2 separate regions of the Homo sapiens genome follow, and region 1 is linked to region 2. Evidence: read pairs that join two places in POLR2A ChIA-PET (ENCODE). Cell type or tissue: A673. All regions are shown on one strand. Links, peaks and the distances in the headings refer to the core of each region. The heading gives the core; the rest is flanking DNA. Region 1 overlaps TNIK (TRAF2 and NCK interacting kinase). Region 2 overlaps TNIK (TRAF2 and NCK interacting kinase).

What was found. Peaks named below come from ENCODE experiments on the same cell type or tissue, not always from the same donor. Only the 100,000 strongest peaks of a DNase experiment are listed, where the experiment ranks them.
Region 1: POLR2A ChIA-PET joins it to region 2 with 5 read pairs; 1 of 35 experiments calls an interaction of 5 or more read pairs at or near these places.

The regions. Positions count from the first base shown.
Region 1 is chr3:171,171,730-171,177,115 of GRCh38, forward strand. It overlaps TNIK (TRAF2 and NCK interacting kinase), which reads right to left. Exons shown (of 33, transcript NM_015028.4): 9 at 3,523-3,601. Among named protein-coding and RNA genes, the nearest start is that of MIR569, 68 kb to the left of the region's middle. RefSeq lists a silencer at 2,346-2,415. In A673, for the core only: a CTCF peak has its summit at 525; no DNase peak of the experiment used is centred there; H3K4me3 peaks cover 355 bases.
Region 2 is chr3:171,348,828-171,354,213 of GRCh38, forward strand. All of the region lies in intron 2 of TNIK (TRAF2 and NCK interacting kinase), which reads right to left. Among named protein-coding and RNA genes, the nearest start is that of TNIK, 110 kb to the right of the region's middle. In A673, for the core only: no CTCF peak of the experiment used is centred there; a DNase peak (open chromatin) is centred at 3,024.

The DNA of each region.
Region 1 (5,386 bases), core at 170-5,169, 180 kb before region 2:
GGTGGCAAGAGAAGGTAGGAGAAAATCTTTTGAAGGAGATGGTTTACCCCTGCGAGTGGAATCTACGCACGCACAAGAGACAGGAAGAGAGAATGGGTATCCCAGTCTTGCTTTTCACTTGCTGGTGCTGATATGGAGGTAGAGGGTGAGAGTATCTTTGGTTTCCTCTGATTCCACAAAGGTTACAACCCTCCCAGACAACTTATTATTAAATGGCTGAGCTGCCTGAACATTCAGTGGTGCCCTAACTTCATCATCCCATACCACAAAGGCCTCTCCTCATCATACCAATAGGGAAGGAAGAACTGGGCTCCTGTGAGTGGTGGTGGTCTCCTTTCCCTCCACGATGACAGTGGAAAGAGCAGTGCCACTGCCTTTATTTCTCAAATCTTGAAGGTACAAGTTAAAAAACAAAAAAAAAGTTCACACTAAGAGACCAGTTTATGCCTTGTATGTTGTAGACTCAGTCATGTTGAAAATGATGCTTTATTGAATGTTTGCCATGAGAAGAGTTCATGGCCCTGTCTCAACAATGGCGCCCCCTTTGGTCAGGTGTTGATATATACACTGAGAACAAGGCATTTAACCCGGTAACTCATTTAGGTAGAGAATAGCTGGAAATAAAAGAATGTTTTGGAATTTTGTCTCTTGGTCGGGGGAGGGAGTCTTTTCCTCTTAAATAATTAAAATAAAAAACATAAACAAAATGTTTCATTTCCTCTCAAACACTAGAGTCTATTAAAGTAAACCCTAACTTACTTCAAATCACTTTGGACCTGCGCTTTCAAGATAAAATACTCTGAAGTGTTTAAATATTTTCACTTAAAAACTGGTGGAATTGTATTGCAGAGAAATGGGAGCCATGTCTGCTGTCAAGTATCATGTGCCTGGAGGCTGCACCACCACCTCTACAAAGGCTGGGATCGAAGTGTGAAATGGCACATTATCAGGGCTTTTGTTTCCCCGGTCTCTCTCTAGCAATCAGGTTACTTTTCCTTTCCCTGTCTGACAATATGGGACTTGTTCCCATAGCTTTCCTACTCAGTTTTCCTTACACATCAGGGAAAGGTGTGCAAGGTGGCAGGATGAGATGAAATTGGCCTGGACTTCTCAGTGTTTCCAAACTTCTCCTGCTCCCTCCAGCATTATTAAAATTAGTTGTTGTCAAAGGTTTGAAGCCGAAAAATCAGACTGCATTGTCCTAAAAGTTTGTATTTCTCAAACAAGGTCAGCACACCGTTGATCTTTTTTGGGTCTCAGTCGGTGAAAACTGACACTGTAGGGCAAGGGCTGTTCACTCACTTTTCTGTGGGGTCAGGTAGGTCACAAAAAGGGGTGGTGTAGACCATGGTTAAGATGAAAACAGGAGATGTGGCCAGGCGCGGTGGCTCACGCCTGTAATCCCAGCACTTTGGGAGGCCGAGGCGGGCGGATCATGAGGTCAGGAGATCAAGACCATCCTGGCCAACACGGTGAAACCCTGTCTCTACTAAAAAAAAAAAAAAAAATACAAAAAATTAGCAGGGCATGGTGGCGGGCGCCTGTAGTCCTAGCTACTCAGGAGACTGAGGCAGGAGAATGGCGTGAACCCGGGAGGCAGAGCTTGCAGTGAGCCGAGATCGTGCCACTGCACTCCAGCCTGGGCGACAGAGCGAGACTCCGTCTCAAAAAAAAAAAAAAAGAAAAGAAAAGAAAAGAAAACAGGAGATGTATACTAACCAACTGACACCAGCTTCTGAGTTGGGGGGAGGTGGCAGCTGGAGGAGAAGGACAATCACTTGTCCTAAATGGGAGCAGCAGCTAGCATCTTTGCAGGCAGTTCACTGCATCTTTGCAAGAAAAAGGCCAGAAATCTAAATGTAATGCTCAATTGACAGATTTTTAAGTGTTGCCAATTAATACACATATTTTTAAAACAGGGTATATGACCATAGTGTGACAGCCAAATACATTTGTGGAGGGCCAGTTTGTCCTCCTCTGTGGAAAAGCTCAGAATACGTGTCCTGCAGCAGTAAAGGGAGACAAGGAGAAGATAGGGCAGGGAACAGGGTAAGTAAAGCCCACTGTATACACCAGACTCAGCTCAGATATCAAGCAGGAACCTAGCAGAGGGCTTTGTAGTGTCACTGTCACTTCCAGGGAAGAGAACTGCGCCAGTCCCTCTCCCCGGGAGTCTGATCCAGGGAGAAGAGAGGAAGCAGGGTGTTGGGGTGCTTTGCCGATCACATGATGTATGACACCCAATGGGAGGGCTGTTGCTGGGGAGAGAAGGGTTGTCTTGCACCACAATGACCCTCTGCAGAGGAAGGAGGAGCAGGGAACGCTCTGCCTCCTTGTTACCAATAGCAACTCTCACTCCCCTCGCAGGGCCCGGCAATTCTGAGGCTGCCATCTCTTTTCTGGCTGTTTCCTTCCCTCTTTCTGTGCAGTGTGCCCTTTCCTCTGTTCCACCAGGGTGGCTCTCATTAGTAGATGACTGGTGGTAATTAAGGCTGCCCCCTGTATGGTAGAGGTGAGCCTGTGTGTGGGTGGGTGGGAAACATGAGGACCCCAGTCAAGCGCCTGATCATGAAGGGCTATGGAAAGGGGCAGAAGGATCCTGTCCCTCATGGTCTCACTGCCCAGGACTTATCTCTAGAAAAAGGATAGGAGGTCACAAATAGTGCAGGAATTGACCTCAGACCATGAGTAATCCGAGATTCAAGAATGTATCAGGGAGGATACACCATTTCCATAGGAAGAAAGGAGGAAGCAATGAATTTTGGTTATGGAATAATAAGATAGGAAGATCCCAACTATATAATTATCCCCAAAAAGTCAAACATCCAACATCTGGCTTAACCTGTAGAACTGTTTCCCAAATGTCAGTCAGTCATATCCTATCAACATAATTTTTGCCGTACCCTCACACCACTCATACTAGTATTCATGTAGTAGTTTCCTTTAAATTAAGCCACTGTTTTATGTAAGTTTATCAAAAGGAAAAGTTAAATCGCTGCCCCAAATAAGAAGCCAGTATCACCTGCCATATGTGAAAACAGTAGTAAAAACAAAAAAACTGCAAATGCTCATACACGAGCCAGAGAAATAATCTCAAACATTACCTGGTATGTATATGCACTTAGGGAATGATTGTTGTAAGGAATAGAAGAGAAATCAGCCAATCTAACAGGCTGACTCTCTAAACTATCACCCTCTCTGATAAGCTGTTCTGTGCTGCCAGGAAAGATATGACTTGGAGTTATAGATCAAAGAGCTTTCATGTTATTACTTGGCTTCACTTACCCATTTTGGCTAATAATTTCTTACCTTAAAGGTGGGGGAATAAAGACCTGCTGTACAAACAGTAGATACTCAATATATACTTTAAGATGAATGACAGCATATGGAAAGTAATTCACCAAGTCATCATACATGTTAGTCTCATTCTATCAGCAGGACCTAGGGATTAGAGCTAATCCAAAATAGAATCACAAGAAAACCTCACCCTTAGATCTGCGAAACATCGAAGACCAAACTCACCACTTCTTAGACTTCAGCCGAGGCGCTGGGTTCCGGGGGATGAGGAAGAGAGCTCTCATGGGGTGCATGTCACAGAGAGCTGCAAGAGACCAAAACAAGGGCCAGCTACAGTTAGGAGGCCAAACCCAGGCCAAGCCCGTCTTGGCTGTGCAGATAATGGCTGCCCAATGACCCACTCAGTTTACACACCACCAGTGAGCACAAAGTCAGAATATCCAAATGCTTCTGAGCATTTGAAAGATCCAATATCCACTTACAGGAGTCTCATAAAATACAACATGGTTCACATAGCTACTGCTAACATTTCTAGTGAATACATGTTTACTTCATATTTAAGGAAACTAAGTTAAAGGGTCAACAACCAGCCATCCTTGCTGTGAATGACCACCTGACATTTAAAGTAAATACCATCAGATGACAACTACAATGGAGATGGTAAGCTATTTTTAATTAGTAAAAGCCTAAGCCATAAATAAAAGGCATTTCATTATCCCGTCTATTTCTTACACGTCGACAGCTCATCCAAATGCAATTGTTATCTACACAGATTTTTGGAGTCCAAAACACCAGCCCCAGAGCCCCATTTTCTCTGTTTCCAGATATCCCGAATGGCTTTTCAGGTTTCGTAACGGGTTTTGTTTCATTTTGTTTTTAAATTCACTGGCCCCAGGAAGCCCAGAGGATTAAGTCACACAGAGTCTGGCAGAAAAACAAAGTTATAAAAAGATCTCATCTTGTAAACATGACATTATCGTTTATAGTGAAAGCACTCATATGTTCTTATTTTAATAAAATATTTTATTAGTTTACTTTTCAAACATCTGGGAGAATTTCTACTTTGTAGCTAGAATAAGAATATATGCTCCCTAAAAGCCAAAGGATTCTGTGGGCAGAAGTTTATTTTTAGCCCTGTCTACCACTCATCAAGAATGATAATATGGTTTAAGACTGCAATATATTATTTTTCTGATTCACACATGCCTATTAGCATTGTGAATGAGGGCAATTTTGTCAACCAGCACTCCAAATCAATCATGCTACAGATGAGTTCTACCAATTCTAGACTGGGAAGTAAGAAAACGATGACAACCCGAAGGTAAAAGTCATAAGTATAATGACCTGTCGTGCAAATAAAGGGCCTATTTTTGTCCTAGTCCTTTGAGATGCAGACACCAAGGATATTACTGGGTAAATTACTATGTGAATGGAAACAGGGAAGGAGCCAGGCAGTATGGGAAGTCATCAGATTGCTATGCAAGTCTGACCCTGAGTGAAGGAGAGAGGGAGAAAAGGTAGGTGGAAGGGTCCCAGCCTGTCCTGCAGGTCTTGTAAAGTCATAGGGGATTACTTGGGTGAAAGTTGCCTACAAAGGAATCTTGTGTCCTCCAGGAAAGGGCCTGCCTTAGTATCCCCACTGTGCTAGGTCACTGGCGGGGAGTGGCCCTTGAAAGGTGCGGCCTGCTGCCATTGCAGCAGCTGGGGCTGACAATCAGTTACACTTCCTATATGGAAGTCTGTGAGGCACAGTCTCATGACAGAGACTCTCTGCTGGGGCCAATACTCCAAATCTCAAGGAACTGAGATTCTCAAGACTGCTGGAGCCCTAGCCACTCTGTCTCAAATAGCAGGGAAATCTAAAATTTTAAACATCAGTATTTTAAGAGGAGTGATAGCCATTGAGTGGAGTCTTTGTATAACCTGTGCACTGAAAATTAATTTTGGATTTTCATACATTGGAGTTTATAGTCTTGTGAGTTGGTCACAGTTTTATGTCAGGTGAGGAGTAGTCCAAGAATAAATGATGTACAGAATCTGTAAAACAAACAAGACTCCCCAAAGTATGCTTTCTTTTTCTTCCTTTTTT
Region 2 (5,386 bases), core at 205-5,204:
CAAATACCAACATGATTTAGTGAGACAAGGGCAAATATTTTAATTTAAAAAGTATGTACTATATTTTTAAATATAGCTGAAAATATTGAGTTTCTCATTTACGGTAGCAACGAATTTTCTTTTTGAAAAATTTAAGTAAATAAAATACTTTAATGAAAAATATTAAGCAAAAAGACTGCAAGTTCTAGGATGAACTTGGAAAAAAAAAAAGAGGTTGGTATTGCTGAATGGCTGAAAACTAGTGATATCCTAGAATCCTAGAAATACTAGGATTCAGACTCTCAGCTATAACACCCAAAAAAGTTTCCATATAGATCATCAACTACCTTCATCTCTCAAGAAAAACAGTAAAACATGACCAGAACTTCCACCACCAATCTACTGGGAAAATTAGAAATTTTGGATAGTGGTCTGAGTGCTTATTTATATTTTAAATCACATATCATATTTTTCAGAATTAGTGGTTCACACTGGCAAGAGAGCAAGAAATATTTGTTGGTTGGTACAAAGCACCTCCTTTTACTAGCCCATGAAACAATCCTACAATAACTCTTGTATTGTACAAAGAGAGGCAGATGATTGATAAAGATTCCCACAAGAATAAGACATTCACAGAAAAATGAGATCAGCCACTGCAGTCCTACCAGCTGGGATAATTTTACAAGGGTCAGACAGCTCCAGGGCATAAACTAATCACTTCAGGGTGAGGAAGAAGCTGACTCCTGATTCCCAAGAGGCAGTGTCACACAATTAGATTGTTTATTCTAGCTCAACACAAATTTGACACATTTCCCCAAAACTGCCTGTCTAGGGTCCTGTCAAAACAGGATGATGGAAAGTCAGAATAATGTTTTAGCCCAGTATTTCCAACATTCCTGTAATCCATTCCATTTCAGTCATGTTTTGATGTAAAGGATATTTTCCCCACTAATATTTGAAAGCTATCCATTCTTGCGTATTCTAGTTACACCGAGCATACATTCATTGTGGAATAAGCAGCAGCCAATGGTATCCAGGATCTTCTAAAAGTAGTATTCGAGGGCTTTTTTTGTATGTCTTAAAATTGTTAAATCTGAGTGAATGAACTTATCTACTCCCAAAGCAAGATCTTAAGTTGTTTTTAGTGGCCAATGAAATCTTTCCCAGGGAGCTAGAAGATGGGCTACCCAAAGGAAAATATTCTATATATTTTTCAATGAACATATAGAAGAATTACAGAACAAACAAGACATAAAATACAACATTATAGCAAATGTTTTTGAGGAGGGTGAATGAGATTCTTAATTAGTTCTTTTGCCTCTGCCAATATTGTCTATACCATTGTCCTTACACAATATTTACACAAAATATTGCAGCTAATAAGCAGAATCAAAATTTGAACTCAGATCTGCTTAGATCCAAACCTATGGTCTTAACCTCTGTATTTGTTCCAGAACAGTTCCTGGAACAAAGCTGGTAGCCAAGAACAAACCTGGTAGCCAATCCGTATTTGTTGAATCTGAATCTAGATTAGGAACCAGGCTGTTTGATCCAGGATTCTGAGGTGTTTCTAGAGCTCTTTACAACTAATCTCAACACCCAGAATGAAAAAGCTCTCTATGACATTTGAAGATATTAGATGACTACATCTGATAATGCCACATTCAAATATTTTCTGTTAATTCTTCTCCCTGTTGAAATCCAATTAGCATGAGGAAAATTAACTACTGCAATTAAGAGGAAGAGGAAGTGAAAGATTTCCATATAACAAGTTTAAAGCTCTGTTGCTAAAAAAAAAAAAAAAAAAAAAAATGCCCAAAGAAACTCAATCCTGTAACTGAATTTCAGATAACAGAGTATACTGCATACATAAAAACTAACTTTTTTGAGTACTCACTGTATACCTAAAATTCTTCTAAATGCCATTTCATGTATTATCTCATTTAATCCTTATGAGCTAGGTACTATTATTCCTAAATTTCAGAAGAGAAAACCAAAGCACAAAGAGGTTAAGCAATGAAGCCTAGGTCTACCAATAAGTGGTAGAGCCAAGATTCTGGTCCCAAGGGATACAACCCCAAACTTTATGCTTTTAACCTGCTGCTTCCCATAATAATAACACTTGCTGGACACTTTAATCTGTCTCATATATTCTTTTTTCTTAACCTCCACTTCCTGGGTTCAAGCTATTCGCGTGCCTCAGCCTCCCAAGTAGCTGGGACTACAGGCACGTGCCTCTACACCTGGCTAATTTTTGTATTTTTAGTAGAGATGACGTTTCACTATGTTGCTCAGGCTGGTCTCGAACTCCTGAGCTCAGGCAATTCACCCACCTCGGCCTCCCAAAGCGCTAGGATTACAGGCCTGAGCCACCATGGCTGGGCTGCCCTATGTATTCTTCATGCAAACTATGTTATTTACTTTCCCCAACAACCATAGAGAAAATATATATATATATGTATATATGTGTGTGTGTGTGTGTATGAATGCATGCAGATATAGGAGGTGTGTATATGTGTGTCTGAGTGACTATTCTCTATCCTATCACTGTAAAAACACTTGACAGATCTCTCAACCATTGAAAGAAGGTCATCTTAGATCTTCTATATAATTAATCAAAAGAACTATTCATACAAAAATTGCATTATGTGTCATCTTCATTTTTCATTAGGTATTTTGATTGGATGTTGTTTTTGAGAGGAAAAGAATTCATTTATTCTCATGTTCTTGTTCTTTTTCTCATTTTAATATGAAATAACAGCACCAGAGAAAGTTCCAAAATATCTTGAAGGACAGAGTTTCAGGGCTATCATTGCATTTGTAAGAGTTGGGAGGAAAATTTCCAATTCATAGTAGTAGCCAAATGTTGCAAATCTTCATGTACCCTCCACCTAAGTATTACAGACTCTGCATCATGTAACCTGGTTACTGCCAGAATTGAGATCTCCCTTCTCCTCTTCACTTATCCAAATGTGTGATTCATCTCTGTGGGATATGACAAACCAACCACACTGGGCAAAAAGGCCCTGCCTGAGCCCTCTCAGTTCCCAGGAGAACCATTCAACACAAAAGTTAAATGGTGCATTTCAGGCACCCTGCCCATCCTGAACCCTGGATTTATGCCAAGGAAAGGCATTCCACTAATCAAGCTATCTCTAGTCCTCAGGACCAAGGAGATGGCCTAATCTCATGCTTCCCAAAGTTAAATGGGCATATAAATCACCTGGGAGTCTCGTTAAAAAGCAGATTCTGCTTCAGTGGGTTTGGAAAGGCCTGAGATTCTGCATTTCCAACAATCTCCCAGGAGGTGCTGATCATGCTGCTGGACAGCAGGCCACACCTGGAGTATCAAGGGTCTAGTTCATACACAAATGCAAAATTGGGCTTCAAAGAGAAGTGTTTGATTTTTTGAAAGGTTCATCCTGGGTTCTCATCCAGGGTGATCCATAAAATTTTCCATATCTTCATGTGGCATTAAAAACTCCAGACAATCCTCAGAAAAATCTATTCACCTTTTAAGCCTTTGGATTCCACAAGGCTACCACACCCCAAGTATGGAGGGAGACCATTATTCCATACATAACTTTAAAGGCATCCCCTTTGTGACTTAGCCACATGTTCTTTTGTGTTATTTATCCAAAGAATAAGCAACTGATAATTTCAGATTTTCCAAAATGGCGAATGTTTGACATAAATGTGTTTAATACTCTGCAAAGCCTCTCCAACTCAGTGTATTTGGGATGCAAGGGTTGGTATCACTATGTAAATAAGGAACTACTTTACAGTACAGTTTAATGAACCAAGTACATGCAGGAACCCTATTTAAGTGAAAGTATTAATTCCTTGGAGGAAATGCTTTAATACTGAAGAATGACTTGTGATTAGCATATCAACAAGAATAAACAGTCTTAAGATACCCAAGGGTACTTAAGGACAGAAGCTTTCAACAAACTTCTTAAACTCCTGTTTATACTCTTAAATTGCTTGGTAAACGCCTCCTTCTAAGGTACTTTAAAAGGTCAAGTTTTGCCCAAGTCTCCTCTCTGAAAACTAATGAGGCTTTAATGTATTCAGAAATGCAAAAGTAACATCAAAGTTATTTGATTGACCCAAGCCAAAGAACCTTCTAGAATAGCAACATATTTTGGCTGGGTTTCTACCTTAAAGTCACCTCTCCTCCTAAATAGGATAATTTAAAAAACATTTATTTCAACATATTGGCAGAATTACTAGGTCATTTGTGAGCAGAATAATTCTTTTCTACCTTTTTAGAATGGTCAGATATGAGAAACAAAGCATGTAAACAACACTAAAGGTGGCTGCTCTACTTTACAAGGATCCTAAGAACTAGAAATAGTAGTCTTCAGTTAAACCAGAAAATTTTAAATTAAAGGTTAGATGACTGAACTCTTGCACTGAGCAGTCGACCCCACCATGCTTTCATTATGCCAATGAATTATATCTGTTTCAATCACTGGTGTCAAAAGGTTGTGGGTTCAACTCCAGGTTGTGCCACTTACTGTCAGTGTGACCTAGGGTAAGTTAAATTTTGCAAGGTTTAGACTTTTCATCTGTAAAGCAGGGATACTAAGCAGTAAGTGCTTACTTTATGATGTTGCGGAAGCCTGCTACCGAGCCTTTCCTATAATGGGCATAGTTACTCTATACATATACTATACATACGGGATTACATACTATTGCTACTTTTACTGTGCACAGAACAAGGTCGGTCCTTGAGCTTTTAAAGAGACACATTAACAAGTAAAGACAAGAACTGCCAACCAAAGCACATACTAAATCTATGAAACACCTGACTACAAGAGATGACTCAGGATTAAAAAAAATAAAGAGATGGCTCTTAAACTATCAAGAGTTCTGAACTCATCTTAACCTCTGAGGTTCAAGTCTAGGAAGACAGCAATATTCTTCTGCAATGTGACCTTCCACATGGGTGTTTTGCCTACAAATCAAAGTTTTTATTTTGGATGCCCAGCCTTCATCCAAGCTGAGTTAAAAAGTTAACTTATTTTTTCTTCTCTTAGTAATAGTAGGCAGTAATGATTGTGGTCCTGGTACTTCTTCAGAGTTAATATCTATGATTTCTTAAAATGTTTATTCTGGAGAATTTTTTGTAGATATCCTCTACCCTCCAAATGCCCCCAAAAGGTGTATGTTAGTATAAAGTGCCATTATTCTAGCAAAATCAGCCCTTAAGACCACATTCATGTCTTAGGGTGACACTGCGCTACCAAGAAAAAAAAATTTTCTTGAACTGATAACAATTTAGAAACTCACTCCCAGTAAAGCATAGAACTCAGCACAAACACCAAATTCATTATATATATGTAATATATATGTAGATTTACACACCTTTGTATAGCTATCCTTGTTTTAAAAAACTAATTTT